2 separate regions of the Homo sapiens genome follow, and region 2 is linked to region 1. Evidence: read pairs that join two places in POLR2A ChIA-PET (ENCODE). Cell type or tissue: Panc1. All regions are shown on one strand. Links, peaks and the distances in the headings refer to the core of each region. The heading gives the core; the rest is flanking DNA.

Region 1 (5,386 bases), core at 124-5,123:
CAGTTGTTCCTCCATCTCTCTGCCTTTCCGCAGGTCTCCTGATTCCATGAGCCACAATAATATTGAAATTGGGCCAATTAATACCCCTACAATGGCCTCTAAGTGTTCAAGTGTAAAAAAGAGGTTCGCCTCTCACTTTAAATCAAAAGCTAGAAATGATTAAGCTTAGTGAGAAAAGCATGTCAAAAGCCACGACAGGCTGAAAGCTAGTCCTCTTGCAGCAGTTAGCCGAGTTGTTAATGTAAAGGAAAAGTTCTTGAAGGGAATTAAAAGTGCCACTCCAGTGAGCACAGAAGAAAGTAAAACAGCCTTGCTTCTGAGATGGAGAAAGTTTTAGTTGTCTGGATGGCAGATAAAACCAACCACAACATTTCTCAAACTGTTGGCCTCAAGCAATCCTCTTGCCTCGGCCTCCCAAAGTGCTGGGATTACTGATGTGAGCCACCGCACCTGGCCACCACCACATTCCTTTAAGCCAAAGCCTAATCCAGAGCAAGGCCCTACCTCTTTCAATTCTATGAAGCTGAGAGAGGTGAGGAAGCTACAGAAGAAAAGTTTGAAGCTAACAGAGGTTGGTTCGTGAGGTTAAGGAAAGAAGCTATTTGCATAATATAAAAGGGCAAGATGAAGCAGCAAGTGCTGATGGAGAAGCTCCAGCCAGTTATCTAGAAGATCTAGCCAAGATCATTGATGAAGGTGGCTATGCTAAACAACAGATATCGATGTAGACAGAACAGCCTTCTATTGGAAGAAGATGCCATCTAGGACTTTCATAGCTAGAGAGGAGGAGTCAGTGCCTGGCTTCAAAGCTTCAATTGAAGGACAGGCTGATACACAATGGCAATTAAATGTCAACATTCATTTTGAAGGGGATGCTCAAACTATAGCACAGACCAATTTTCTTTGTCTAAATACAATAGTTTTCCTTCCAGGCAGCCTCAGTCCACGTTCATGAGCCACATTCTTGTGCTTCTCCATTTACATAGCTCTAATAGTAGAGGAGAGATGCTTTATGCATCCCTCTTACCCCGTCTCTAGATATGGAGCCACAACCTTGCCTGCTACCAGCTGAAAATTCTCCTGAAGCTAGGCTTTTATCTTCGAATTATAAGATAGTGTTGGCTGGGCGCGATGGCTTACGCCTGTAATCCCAGCACTTTGGGAGGCCAAGGCGGGCGGTTCACCTGAGGTCAGGAGTTCAAGACCAGCCTGGCCAATATAGCAAAATCTGGTCTCTACCGAAAATACAAAAATTAGCCGGGCGTGGTAGCACGTGCCTATAGTCCCAGCTACTCAGGAGGCTGAGCCAGGAGAATTGGTTGAACCCAGGAGGCCGAGGTTGCAGTGAGCTGAGATCATGCCACTGCACTCCAGCCTGGGTGACAGAGCGAGACTCTGTCTCAAAAAAAAGTGTGTGTATACACACACACACACACACACACACACACACACATAGTGTTGATATGTGCATATATGTATACTTTGTTTTAATATGTAAGCTATTTGTCTGCCAAATTACTTTTTTCATAAAATTTTAAGCAAAACAGCTCTCCGTGGTCCACCATTATGTACCCCCCAGAAACACTACAATAACATAACATTGATGGAGGTTATAAATTTTTTTCTCAACTTTTAGATACGGGGGCACATGTGCAGGTTTATTACATGGGCATCTTGCACTCAGGTAGTGAGCATAGCGCCCAATAGGTAGTTTTTCAACCCGTGCCCTGTCTCTCCCTCCCCCTCTAGTAGTTCAGAGTATCTATTGTTCCCATGTTTATGCCCATGGGTGCTCAATGTTTCACTCCCACTTAAAAGTGAGAACATGTGGTATTTGGTTTTCTGTCCCTGCACTAATTTGCTTAAGATAATGGCCTCCAGTTCCATCCACGTTACTACAAAGGACATGACTTCATTCTTTTATTCCATGGTGTATATCTAGCACATTTGCTCTATCCAATCTGCTCGTAGATGGGCACCAAGGTTGATTCCATGTCTTTACTATTGTGAATAGTGTGGCAGTGAACATAGGAGTGCAGGTATCTTTTTGGTATAATGATCTATTTTCCTTTGGATATATATATACCCATAATGGGATTGCTGGGTCAAATGGTAGCTCTGTTTTAAGTTCTTTGAGAACTCTCCGAACTGCTTTCCACAACGGCTGAACTAGTTTATAACAACAGTGTATAAGCATTCCCTTTTCTCTGCAGCCTCGCCAGCAGCTAGTTTTTGCCTTTTTTTTTTTTTTTTTTTTTCTAAGAGATAAGGTCTCACTATGTTCCCCAGGCTAGTCTCAAACTCCTGGACTCAAGCAATCCTCCTCCCACCTTGGCCTCCCAAAGTGCTGGGATTATAGGTGTGAGCTGCTGTACCTGACCTGACTTTTTAATAATAGCCGTTCTGACTGGTGTGAGATTATATCTGATTGTGGTTTTTGATTTGCATTTCTCAGATGAGAGTGATGATGAGCATTTTTTCATGTGTTTGTTGGTTGCTTGTAGGTCTTGTTTTGAGAAGTGTCTATTCATGTCCTTTGCCCATTTTTTAGTGTTTTTAATTTTTTGCTTGTTGATTTAAGTTTCTGAAAATAGATTCTGGATATTAGATTTTTGTCAGATGCATAGTTTGAGAATATTTTCTCTCATTCTTTAGGTTGCCTGTTTACTCTCTTGATAGTGTCTTTTTATTGCTTTATCTCCATTTTACAGATAAGAAACCGGTTTTAGAAGTTTCAGATATTTGTTCAAAGTCATACCATGAAGTACAAAGCTGTTTTTAACCCATACCTTTCTTAAGTTCCAAATCCATAATGCAGAAACCATGCTGGGCATTAAGGAATCCTACCTTCAAAGGAAATGACAAGGCTGGAGACAGTGGCTCATACCTGTAATCACATCTGTAAGCACTTTAGGAGGATGAGGCAGGAAGACAGCTTGAGCCCAGGAATTTGAGATCAGCCTGGGCAACATAGCAAGACACCGTCTCTACAAAATAATTTTACCATTAGCCAGGTGTGGTGACACACACCTGTAGTCCCAGCTACTCAGGGGGCTGAAGTGGGAGGATCATTTGAGCCTGAGAGATCGAAGCTACAGTGAGCCATGATTGCACCACTGCACTCAAGCCTGGAAGAGACCCTGTCTCAAAAAAAAAAAAAAAAAAGAAAGAGAAAGAAGGAAACAAAGAAAGAAGGAAAAGAGGCCTGACACAGTGGCTCATGCCTGTAATCCCAGCACTTTGGGAGGCCGAGGGGGGTGGATCACAAGGTCAGGAGTTCAAGACCAGCCTGGCCAATACGGTGAAACCCCGTCTGTACTAAAAATACAAAAATTAGCTAGGCGTGATGGTGGGCACCTGTAATCCCAGCTACTCGGGAGACTGAGGCAGGAGAATGGCGTGAACCCGGAAGGCAGAGCTTGCAGTGAGCCGAGATCACACCACTGCACTCCAGCCTGGGTGACAGTGAAAGACTCCGAAAAAAAAAAAAAAAAAAAAAGAAAGAGAAAAAGAAATCAGGAGAGTTTAAAAGCATTCCACAAAGTCAGTGGTTATATGTTAATCTGTGTAGTGTGCTTTGTTTCCCAGATAATTTAGAAGCAATTAATTCTGGATAGACGTGTGTTGCATGTAATGACAGATACTGATTGTAATGTTTTATTTTGGCCAAAAAAAAGGTGGGGGGTGGGGAGTAATTTTCCTCAAAATCATTATCTGGCAGGGTGGGAGGTTGTTTTTCTTTTGTATACAGAGAAACAGAGTCCCAGGTAGGAATATGTGTTGTATTCATGGCAGTTCGGCAGACCCTTGGAATATAACCTTCTTCATGGTCCATGTTCTAGTCCTGCTTTGAGAACCCTCTTTTGAGTAAAGAAAATCTTCAAAAACCCATCTCTGGGTTTCATCCTGAGGATCCAGGACCGGTGTTCTCTTTCTTAAGAGGAAAAAAAATCACAATGGTAGAAAATTCTTTGCAAATCCTATTGTAGTCTTGATTGATCTCTCTTCTCATTGCTCTTCGTCGGCCTCTTCAACCCTTCTGACTGTGTGTATTAGAAATAATTATTATCACCATTAAAACAACTTTCTTTGTCTATTTCAATTATTTTCTTTATGTTAACTATTTTCTTTTTAGAGTTGCTTATCTATTTAGCAGGCTACTGCATTAGCCTTGAGCTAGTATTGTAAGATGCAAAATTATGTTGCCGGCATCAGTTGGGAATTTCATGGAATTTGCTTCTATTTGACTATATTTCCAGATGGAACCATGTGCCGAAGTGTTTGTTTTGGGCCTCCATGAAGTCATTCCTTTGCAGTGATCTGTAGCTAGACTGCGCTCTCTTGGGACTAACCTGTGTGACTAATTTGAGTAGGAGGGTGATAAACTTTGTTACCACTTAAAAAGGGGCTAAAAATACTTCTTTTTTAAAAAACTCCTCTCCATATTATCTAGCAACACTCTTTGAGGGATAATGGAAAGGAGGTGATAAAGATTAGAGCTGATTGGGAAGGTTCTGAATGCCCAAGTTTCATTTAGGAAGCTTCACACCTTTGAGCCCCAGGGAAGAGTTTGGACCCCAGGCTTTTACAGGTTTGTAGTAAAATCTGAGCTGCCCAGAACACTCTGTGGCTAATGGCTTTTGCAGAAGTGATTCTACAACTAAAGATGCCAATCAACTAAGCTTGTATTGGTTCATCGTCCAGATCTAAAAATGATTGTTAATTTGAGTTATTGTGCTAAATATTTCTAAGAAATGCTTCTTTTTAAGTTGCTGTCTTGTGATCAAAACACAGTAAATGAAGGGCTTCCCTGAAAGGTGGAGCCAGTAGACTTGATTTGGAGATGAAGCATATACCGAACTTGAAGACTGGAGAGGTATTTTTGCCTTAACCCTGTCTCTGATTCACTGAGGGACCTTGGATAAGTCACAATCTTCCTGTCTCATGTTTCTTTTACTTAAAAATGAAAGCATGGATTAGGCTAGCTCTTCGTCAAACCTCCCTTCTCAATTCACCTTCCTAAGCACAGAACTCTTTTTCTAATAAAATTTTATGCAGGACCCCAATCTATAAAACAGATACAAGAGGAGATGCTTTGGTTAATGGAGGGCACAGGGAGAATCTCTCTCTGGCTTCAGTTCTGGCCCCTGAGGCTCTTTCCTGTCTAGTTGAGCTTTCTTTAAGAGGTCTTCCAGCTGTGGCATTCCATCCATTATTCTAATTAATGTGAATTGAGTATTACTAATATCAGGTTTGGTTTTTTTTTTTTTCACTTAGTACCCACATCATGGAGCAAAAAAAGTGGTTCTAAATTGCAGAATGATTTAAGCTAGTAGAGGGTGCCATTCATTGATATTAAAGATTAGTACTGGTCTAAACATAGCAC
Region 2 (5,386 bases), core at 234-5,233, 220 kb before region 1:
CATTTTTCATGGCTGCATAGTATTCCATGGTGTATATGTGTTGTGGCTATACTTTTTATTCAAGAGAAAATGCTTCGATTTTATATTAAATTGTTCCTTAAGTATACATTCTTTAATGTATAGGTATACAAAGTACATAAAGATAAGTTCTGCAAATGTAAAATTAAATAGTTTTGAGTTCTCCAGATCTAAGAAAATACACTTTAAATCTTGCAGTTAATTCTATATTTCATCTTCCTACAAAGTGTTTATCTCAGAACCAACTTCTGATACTTCTACATCTTGTATGTTTAGCAGTTTAAGTAATAAAGTCACATTTGTTGAAACAAGAAGATAGGATTCTATATTTTTTCCATCTACAGTAAAGCATTTCTATTTACTCTGTTGATATACAAAATTCATTGTGAGGTAAAGATGGGAGAGTTGAGTATAGGGTATTTTCAAGAAATAATTTAATGAGGACTTATACTTTGGGGAGCACATTTCACCTCAGACTTGTTCTAAGGGATGTTAGATTATGGAGCCTTAATTCAGGGATTTTTCATTAGGCTAAAACTCCACTTTTGAGCACTTAGTGTCAGTACTATATTTGAACTTGATTCAGAGGAGTGGGAAATTTTGAGGGTGCTTTAATATGATACATTTAGAAATAGGTTGAGGCTTAAGGTCAAAGATCTTTTTAAAAAATTTTTATTTATACGTATGAAGAATTTACTTTCTTCCCTCTTGTGTTAAATATAGTCTTTTTACTGTTATATTTGATTTTTCATTGTTGAAGGAGTGTCAAACTACAATCCTAATACGTAAAATGAATTAAAAATTGCTAAACCTTCTTAAATTTTAAGAGCACCAACTCTTAATAAACTTTCTTCATTCCAAAATCTTGGAGTGCTCTAAGAATAATAAGTAATGAACTTACCACTTTGAGGGAGGAGATTTTGTTCATTTAACTTACAAGTTTGGGTTGACTCTGTGATTGAAACTTAATTGCATGAAACTTTTCAGACAGATTTTTTATATTTCAGTAGAATTCCTCACAGCTAGTTCTATTATTTTTCCCTTTGTGTTCTTGCATTTTATAAACATTGTTTCTAACTGTTGATTTCATCTCCTTTTCTAGGGAATTTTTGCCTCCTAAGTTTTCAATATTCCTTGTTCTAGGCCCACCTTGTTACCTTTTGGAGTTGTGTCAACTATACTTGCTGTACTTAGAATTTTAGCAACAGGAATTATTTCTTTATGACTTTTAATTTTTAGGCATCAAATTTCTAAATTTATTGGGTTTATTTTAGCTTTAAGAAAAGAAAAATACTTAAATTTGTATGTTGTAGTAGCCAACACATTCAGATAATAATTAACAGATGATAATGGATTCACAATAGAAAAGGAAAACTACCTAGCAAATTATTTATTGGAGTATTCGTACATAAATATATACAGTTTCAATTCTCCTGAAAGTACACTTTTAATTCTAGTGACATTTAATAAGCCCTAGGCAAAGCTCCATGCAGGCTACTTTGTATGTAGTGGGGAGAAGTGATGACACTATCATTAATAATCTCAATCCCCATCCTGTTTAAAAAAAAAAAAGAAAGATTGGATTCTTGTTTTCAAGTCCATTTTGTGGGAGATTTCTCTAATCTTCCTACCTTCTCACCCTTTCTCAAAGTACCTACAGTAATGTCTATGGTGACGTGAACTTTTTACTCAAAGAAAGCAACAAGTGTTTTTGCTTGAAATGCATCAAAAATTGCAGTGTTTTTACTTCACCATCGATTGCCTCCAAAAAAAAGTTATAGGCAAAATGAATCAGTGCCCACACAGGATTGTCCTTCAGTATTTTCTGTCTTTATTTGTCACCCAAACTGTTTGTTGTGTTTATAGTCTTTAAAAATGTGTGTCTGTGTGTCGACACACACACACACACACACACATAAAATTCATTTTCTTTTAGTGTGTGTTCTACTCTCCTTGGCTCCTGTGAACAAGCATTGCTTCCGCCCAGTTTGGTATGTGGGTCAGAAGGCACTGTTTCTCACCAGGGTGCTGCTGTTTCCTTTTCCGACTTGAGTAGATTGCAGATTATACTGGAACATGCCTGAGAAAAGGTCATAAAGGAGGGTGAAAGTCCTGGAACTGCAGCTGGGAAGCTTGACATTCTCATCTAGGAAAGGGGAGAAGAGAGAGATGGAGAGAGAGACACACACTCCCATCCCAACCAAAAATAACCCACCTGCAGGAAATTCCCTTCTACACAGGGTATTTTTTGTTAAATAACTATTGAGAGTTTGGTTGAAAAAACTTTAATGTTAAATTGGATGGCAAGCAAGAACTAAGCAGTGTTTTTAACTTTTCAGAGCCCACATTTCCAGTGACTATTTCAAAACAAGCTACCATTGTATTCTTTGACAGAGTCAAGAAGTCAGAGCTTTTCAACTACAGAATTAACTTAGTTAAACTCCTTGGTATATTTTAGATTTTTATCCCTGTCAATTCCACAGCAAGATATTAAAAACAGTCCAAAAGCTTTGCTCTTCTGTAGAAGACAAAAGTTTACCAAAAAATAAAAAATAAAAAAATAAAAAAAAAGGCCCCGTAGAACTCATCATCTAGTTTTTATTTTTGAAAGATATGATATAGGGAATAGAACATCTACATGATGTCTTAGAATAGGTAAAGTGTTGCAAAGAGGGCAAAAATAAAGGAGATATTTGGGACTGGGGCTGTTTCCGTAGAATTGTCTTCTGAGGAGTGCCAGAGAGTCACATTGACCTCGGGCTTCAGTGTGGCTCAGTAATCCGATTTCAAAATGCAAGAGTTCCAAATAGGAGACCAAAGACACTAGGTGAGGAGCTTATATCCTAGAACAATAGTGGGTGTTGTAGATAAGTGTATGGAGAGGTGATGAGAACAGAATTTAATACAGTCGTAGGAGTCTAGAGTACTGAGTTATAGGAAGGTGTCTATTGTAAACCTTCAGAAAAGTGGAGTGCCTAAAGTGGATAAGGTCTGTGTCTGTGGTAAGAATAAGTGGGATGATATGTGGACCTCCTAATAACACTGCTCTTTCACAGGGCACCATTGCTTAGTGTCCTTTAGCTCTTTTTGCAAATGAAGCTTTGCCGTTTCTATACTTATCTCTAATACTCTAATACTATACTTACCTCATATGTCTAATGACAACAGAAGGACAGTGCTCTTTTTATCCTCCAAATGTTTCACTTGACCCACTTTATTCCATTGTAGGTCTTAGTTTCTCATACCTTCTGTTCCTAAAGAATCTTTCTTTGTCCTCCATTAACAATAACTTTTAGAAACCTGTAACAAAAATTTCTCTCTCTCTCTGGTATGACACTCCTTTAAGGTACTTTCTGATCTACAACTATTGTCATTTGATTCCTTAATGTTATTTTAACTGATTTTATGTCCTTTGGTTCACAATATGGTAAGATATGGAAATTTTTTAAAGGTAGAAAGGATGCAAATACATTCATTTTTTATTTTCCCTCTTCTTGTTTGTATCTCGGAAGAAAGACAACTATACATATGTACACACAGATACACTGATAGTAACTTTAATATTTAACATAATCTGAAATGTTCAACAATTTCAGTTTTGCTAGCTTCAGAGAGTTCTTGCAGTTGGCAGTTTGCCACATTCACATGTTCTCACATCACTGCATTCAGAAGCTAAGAATACCAACCTGGCAGCTTCTGCACAGAGGGTAAAGATAAAACAGAAGGGAGTCTAACTTTGCAGCCACATTACCTGGGAGTTGCTGCTGATGTCTTTTCCACAAATGTCCAAGTTTGTCAAAGCCCAGTAAATCTTAGAAAGTTTATTTTCCTTGTAGCATCTGTGTTTTATAATGGGTCTTTTAATTTGTTTTTACTTTGTCTGCAGGGATTTCTTTTGTCCGGAGTTTTCAGACTCTGTCTTTTTTTTTTTTTTTTTTTTCCTGTGGAAGTGAGTCTGTTAATGATGACTGGTTTGGGAATATGCCTCTCTGCAAAGCTGACCTGACAAGCTATTCCTCCAGCGTGGCAACAAAGCCCATTGTTATTTTCTCTGTTCACTTTTATCCTCAACTTAATCCATTTTTCTTCTGTGTTTTTATAGTATAGAATGTCTGGGAAAACATAATTTAGGACAAAGCATAAGTAAGATGGTATTTTGAAGTTAGCAAAACTTTTAGTAAACAGATCACACCATGTCATTCTCATATATGCAGACAGTGGAACTATGTGTTAGTATGGAGATTGAGAGTTTGTGTCCCCCAAAGTACACGTACCTGTAGATATCCTTTATCCAAAAGGTAACAGGAAAAAAAGAGCACAAGAAGTTGTTTTCATAATTCCTTTTTTTTTTTAAATTGCAAACTTTTAGAAGATAAACATAGAAAGTCAGTGGTTGAACCCGAAAGTGAATGGTTCTGGTGTAATGGCTTTGTATTGTAATATTAAAAACAATAATAGCAGTAAACAAAAAACTGAAAGCAGAACAAAAACAAGACATCATAGCTTTAAACATCAAGGGATGTTTTAAAAATTCTGATTTTTAAATAATTTTGTATCCCCAAATAGAATTCCTGCTTTAACTTATTGAGAAACCATTTTATTGGAACTCGGGATTTCTTTCCCCCAAGAGAACTCCATCTATCGTGGGGACTGGTAAACCTCTAAAGGATCAAAGCTCTAGTGGATTTGGATAAAGACCCAAAAGCCTGAGGCTTATGCAAGTTTATCTATATAGAGTAAGCCCAAAAAACTGGGATGAGAGTCTTAGATGAGCTTATTTTCTCATGAGATTTTTGGGACTTCCTCTGTCTGCTTGTGCCAGAAATACTGTGAGAATATTCATTCTCATGGCATTTGTCACTTACAGGTCTCCTCTTAGCTGGAATTTGAAAGTATAATAGTGTGTGAAATATTTTATGTATCTCAAGACTTCATGCAGTCCACTACCAAAACTGCACTTAAATAACCTCTGTTCTTTTTCATTGTACTCATGCAATAAAGGAAAAAATAGAAGAGTATAGTAAAGAAAGGTTAGTGAAGGTGATACCTTGTAACTCTCTTCATAGATCTCAGAAATATTATTTGTATCTTATGTATTTCTGAGAGGTGAAGCAAAGAAAAAGAATAGCAATAGACTTCATCTAGGTCCAAGGCAGACACTGCAGGTTTCTTCCTGCTGAACTTCCTTATACGAAGAGGCTTGAGGTTTAATGAAGAATTCTGGCTTGAAAATTTAGGCTTGATATAACCACATGGAAATGTCTAAAGATCTATTTTTAAAGTTATCAAGTCTAACCTTCTAGGCCAGTGAACGTGAGACTAAGCAGAATAGTGAAAGCCGCAGACTCCAGTCATCTGGCAACCTTCT

Evidence for each region. Peaks named below come from ENCODE experiments on the same cell type or tissue, not always from the same donor. Only the 100,000 strongest peaks of a DNase experiment are listed, where the experiment ranks them.
Region 2: POLR2A ChIA-PET joins it to region 1 with 14 read pairs; 1 of 35 experiments calls an interaction of 5 or more read pairs at or near these places.

Annotation. Positions count from the first base shown.
Region 1 is chr17:61,228,723-61,234,108 of GRCh38, forward strand. The region is part of intron 22 of BCAS3 (BCAS3 microtubule associated cell migration factor); the gene reads left to right. Among named protein-coding and RNA genes, the nearest start is that of BCAS3-AS1, 95 kb to the left of the region's middle. In Panc1, for the core only: no CTCF peak of the experiment used is centred there; no DNase peak of the experiment used is centred there; H3K27ac peaks cover 3,975 bases.
Region 2 is chr17:61,006,131-61,011,516 of GRCh38, forward strand. The region is part of intron 15 of BCAS3 (BCAS3 microtubule associated cell migration factor); the gene reads left to right. Among named protein-coding and RNA genes, the nearest start is that of BCAS3-AS1, 130 kb to the right of the region's middle. In Panc1, for the core only: no CTCF peak of the experiment used is centred there; no DNase peak of the experiment used is centred there; H3K27ac peaks cover 3,826 bases.